Regions from separate parts of the Homo sapiens genome. Here region 2 is linked to region 1. Evidence: chromatin loops called from intact Hi-C (ENCODE). Cell type or tissue: breast epithelium. All regions are shown on one strand.

The links. A loop is a pair of places that touch in the nucleus more often than their neighbours do. Peaks named below come from ENCODE experiments on the same cell type or tissue, not always from the same donor. Only the 100,000 strongest peaks of a DNase experiment are listed, where the experiment ranks them.
Region 2: it touches region 1 in a loop (9-fold over the local background); 3 of 110 quality-filtered maps call a loop at or near these places.

Annotation. Positions count from the first base shown.
Region 1 is chr13:109,683,900-109,686,399 of GRCh38, forward strand. No RefSeq gene overlaps it. Among named protein-coding and RNA genes, the nearest start is that of LINC00676, 43 kb to the right of the region's middle. In breast epithelium, no CTCF peak of the experiment used is centred here; a DNase peak (open chromatin) is centred at 1,086; H3K4me3 peaks cover 960 bases; H3K27ac peaks cover 1,570 bases.
Region 2 is chr13:109,776,023-109,778,522 of GRCh38, forward strand. The region is part of intron 1 of IRS2 (insulin receptor substrate 2); the gene reads right to left. Among named protein-coding and RNA genes, the nearest start is that of IRS2, 9.3 kb to the right of the region's middle. In breast epithelium, no CTCF peak of the experiment used is centred here; no DNase peak of the experiment used is centred here; H3K4me3 peaks cover 2,500 bases; H3K27ac peaks cover 739 bases.

The sequences.
Region 1 (2,500 bases):
AAGCAAAAGGAATAACTTCTCTGATATGAGCTTAAAACAGGTATGTGAACAGGTAGAAATGAGTTGGTAGAAAAGTAACCTGAAAGTTGAGGGGGTTTGTCCTGATGTATCTGTTTCCTTTAAAAAGTCAAAATCACAGTTGGGTGTTCAGTGTGGAGGGTGGGGAAGGGATAAGGTAGGAGTTGGGGGAAAATGAAAATGGTGAAAGTATGCAATGACCGTTGTAGGCAATGGGAAAGGCAGCTTTCTAGAAGCTGAAACAGGACACCCCTCCCCCCAGCCCCTGCCAGCAGCATCAATGCAGCCACATCCCTGGGTATAAACTCTGTGACTTCCCATGGAAGAGCTCTACAAGCTGAGGTGCAGAGAGGGAACACTCGCTACCAAGAAAAACTCAAAGCCTGACAGGTCTTTGGGTCATGAAAGCAAATAAACCACAACAGGAGTTCACGTCTTCAGAAAATGACTTGTGCTGGTGTCTAATGATGCCTGGGGCTGTGGGGTGGCAGGTGCAAGGTCAGAGCCAAAAATATAATGCAGTTTGGAAGTTTTGCTCCACAAAGCGAAGAAGAGTCATTAGTTTCAACTCCACCAAGTCAGGCAAACACAGTATATAAGATCATTTGACCCTGCTTCCAGAACGATTTGGCCTAACCCAGCAGCCTGCAGTTCTCCGACTTATCTCCACTGTATAAAATATTTCCTAATGTTTTATGACATAACTAATCTGCTAGCACTGGGCTTTGCTCACACACCCAGGATCAGGTCAATCCACCTGTGTAACAGGGCCCATTCCAGGACACACCTGTCATCGCCCCAAATGGTAACCCTCTTAGGCACCCCAAGAGGAAGTGAGGGATGGGACACATCTAGGTCAGACCTCAGCAGACATGATTAAAAAGAGATGTGTAGTTGGACAGACAGCTCGCACACTTTTGAAAATGGCACGCAGGAGAAACCACCTTCCCCTTGGCTTCCTCGCATTAGGTTTCACTGGATCTGAATAAATGTTACGTGGCTCTCTGTGGCCCAGCAAATACAAAGGCTGGAGCATTGTCTGTGCTGGCCTCAGTCACCGCCTCCCTTGGAAAAACCAAGTGTGAGGCAGAGACATTGCTCCTGTGGGAAAAGCAACTTGGCCCACAGTCAAGTCTAAGTTTGTAATTGGAGCAGGAAGGGGTGGGTGTGTTTTCAGCAGAGGCAGGTCAACTAGGGAAAAGGTGATGTTTACTTCGGGGCTGGGGAAAGCAGATTTGCTGCGTGGAAAGAGCTGAAATAGCAGCAAATGCCACCGTGCCCGTGCAAGCAGCTCCAGCGAAGAAAGACAGCTCTATCGTGTTTAGGCGAAAGGGGAAAGTTAGGCAACCGTTTGGAATTAAAAAAAATAAAATCCGGAGCCCACTAAGCCTGTGTCAACGGGCGAAAATGAAGTGAAGGGTTGAGAAAATGAACTGGGTATGGCAGCCCCAAGTCCACCATGGGACAGCCACCTAAGGCTGGACCCGGCCTCTGTGCAGGTTAGAAATGCGAAAACTCCACTCAGAATCAAGCTTGGAGCAAGCCTCACATGCCCAGCAGGGGAGAGGGTGGAAGGAGGAGTGGGAGGGAGGGAGAAAGGAAGGAAGAGGCTATGTGGATTTTTAAAAATCCAGATGCTAGTGTAGAAGGGATCATTGTGCTTTCTCCATTGATTTACTTATGCTTCTGGAATTTGCCATTCACTGCATAATTGCAACCGGAATGTTATGGTGCTCTTCATTAAAAATCTCTTGGAGCAAGTTGAGCCTTTATTGGAGGCTAAATATAAATGTTGTTGGACCAAAGGTACAGCGGTAAATCTGGACTTTTGTGTGTACAGTGTAATGTTGTGGCTGACATTTTGGGGTGTGACCACGTGGTCAAAATGAACTGAAGCACTGAAACATTATTTGGGACAATCAGATCAATGGAAAGAGCTGCTCTTCATCCCACAGGAGAAAACAAAGTCGGCTTAAGTAAAACCTACTCCTCCTTATTTTCTGTAGCACATTTATGTGCATAAATTGTCCTGAAATAAAGAACTCAAATCATATTTTTGATTGTCCCATAAAGCCAGATGTCTAAACAAGGGTTCTTAAAATTACTTAGGGAATGAAACATCAGAAAGTTACGAAACATGATAAAATATCAATGTTTACCTCTGTTTTTTGAACTAGGGTTATTTTAGCGATTAAAAGTATGGCAACATTAAAATCACGCAATACAAATTCACAACTATGAGCACAGCTGTCCATGAAAATCCAGCTGTCAGGCTAACTCAGGTAGCTATTTCCAAGGTACTCGGTTGAGAGTTTGGTACTTGTTCACTGTTTTTCTTATCAATTTAAGTGCTTTCCAGCAGAGAAGCAGTAGAATTTCCAAAGATTTAAGAAAAAGTTATTGGGGAACTTTTTAAATTGAAAAAAGCCTATCCCTTTTCTCAACCTTGTATGTGCACCTGGAAACGATCATTATCTCACTT
Region 2 (2,500 bases), 92 kb after region 1:
CCTCTAGTCCCAGCTACTCAGGAGGCGGAGGCAGGAGAATCGCTTGAACCCGGGAGGTGGACGTTGCAGTGAGCCGAGATCACACCACTGCACTCCAGACTGAGTGATAGAGTGAGACTCCGTCTCAAAAAAAAAAAAAGAAAAAAACCCAGCATTTACAGGGTGCAATGCGTGTGATCAGTTATCTTTAAAAAATATATCGTGGGTCAAAATATTTGATCAAATATTCCAAATTTCAGTAAAAACACAGTAAGCAAGGAATATTTTATAAACCTTGTGTATATAGATATCATATATGACATAAGAAAACTGGACAGAGTTTCCAAGGCTTCACCTTTACCCATTCAAGTTTTACAGTGTCTTTGGACACATAAAAGTGACTCTATACAAACTTAGTATTTTCCTAGTCTAATAGAAAATTAATCAGAACCACCAAATTGACTATTTTATCATTTGTAAACATGTAACCCATAAGTTTTAATCCAATCTATTTCAGAATTCTTATGTAATGAATTCACTTAAGTAATAAAGCTATAACACACAGAAGCATCTTGCATTATTTGCACCTACAGAGCAAAATGTTGGTATACAACATATACTCCAACTCTTTCTACACTAACCTTCACCTATGCATTGTATTTTAGCACCCAGTTAATGTAAGTCTCTGTAGCTATCTTGAAAGAAATTGAAATCAGTAGCAATCATCAACCCCATCATCTCCTCCATGCCAAATGATGACTTTACTAGTTTTCTTCAGAAAAGTCTAGCACTGAACTCTGTGTACAATAATCTACCTGAAATGAGTCAGAATAACCACTGCAGTCTTGAAGAACCCACTCAAACTAAATATAGAAAGAGTGTCCCTATCTAAACTTGGACAGCATTCTTTTCACAAAAATCATGATCTGACAGTTAATGTGTTTATAACCAATACTTTTGGACATTCAGAAAATTTTGTTTTCATTTGTTCATTAAAACGCCAACATTAAAACGTTTTGTTCATCTTGTATAGAAATATACATTCTGCTGTCATCCGTACTAGAGAAATGAAACAGAGAATCCACCTGCATTACAGCTGTCCAAATGCAGGATGGGGGGCGGGGGGCACAGCACTTTGCCTCACCCAGTGTTTTCCTCATTCTACTTGGCAATGCAGATGAAAGAATAAAGTTACATTTTCCCTTAAGTTTATAAGGTGAAATGGGAACACTTGATTCTGTGCTACTCCCCCTAGAAAAAAACCAAAACAAACAAACAAAAACCCTTTCTACTTGCCAAATCTGATACCAAAATTAGCTCTTAGAACTACGTTTCTAAAGAAAATGCATTAGTGGGAATTTTAACAGAAAACCCATTATACTCATGCTGTTACTAAAACTTTTCCAAGTTCTTCTCTTCAGAAAAAAGAGCCTCATTTTAAATACTCATACTTCTAAAGAAAATAAAATATCAATTCTCTACTAAGATTCCTTTTTGGGTGGTAGAAAAACAAAAGAATCACGCATTTTCCTACTATGTTTGATAAGCACAGTGCTACCATCAAAACTGCAGGAATGACCACCCTCATTAAATCGACCCCAAAGAATGAACCCCCAGACTAAACAATGAGTAGTCAAACAACCTCAGGGTTCTGTTTTTCTTTCAATGCATTCGGCATTAAGAGGCGATTTTTAAAATGTATATTCTAATTATACATTTTCATCTTGTCAACATCTCTTAATATAAAAACCAGTAATAAAAGGTAATCAGAAGTTCAGTCTTAACATAGTTTCAGGATTACCATACTGTTTTCCCTAATTGTTACTTTACTATGTAATTTAGAACACCACTTTGTTACAATCTGTTCATAAATATCTATGAACAGATCTTAAGTTACATAAAGGGGGAAAACAATGGCTCTTGGGAGCCTGGAGCGGAACTAGCAATAAGCAGTAAAGGTAAGCAATTTTTAAGGTGCTGGCTCCATTTTCAGACTATGCTGTTACTGTTTGTTTCAATTTAAGAGCACCCATTTACAAAAGTGTCTTTCCTGTATACATTCATGGTTTCAAAGCAATAAGTATCAACAACTGGATTTATTAGCATCTTCCTTTAGAAGAGCTTAAAACACTCTTGATGTTTATGACCTCATTTACCTTCCAGCGGCCTTGTGACACAGAAAGGGGAGGATTATAATTACCCCCATTTTACAGACAGGGAAAGTGAGAAGGCAGGATTAAGTGGCTCTCCCATAGACACACAATGACTCATTAAGATCAGCAACTAGAAACCTGGTTTCCTGATTCCTGGTTTAGTGTTCCACATACTATGCTTCCTTCTATGAAGTACTATTTTTGTAAAGGTTTCTCTTTCAATAAAGGAAACAGAACAAGTCATGTGACTTTCATTCACGAAAGCCGGTGTGTGTTTTCATTAGCACCTTAGTTGTCTGCTCCTGCGAATAGGGCAGCAGCAGTGCACGCTATTGTCTTATTATGGCCAGAGCCAGCCAACTAAAGCA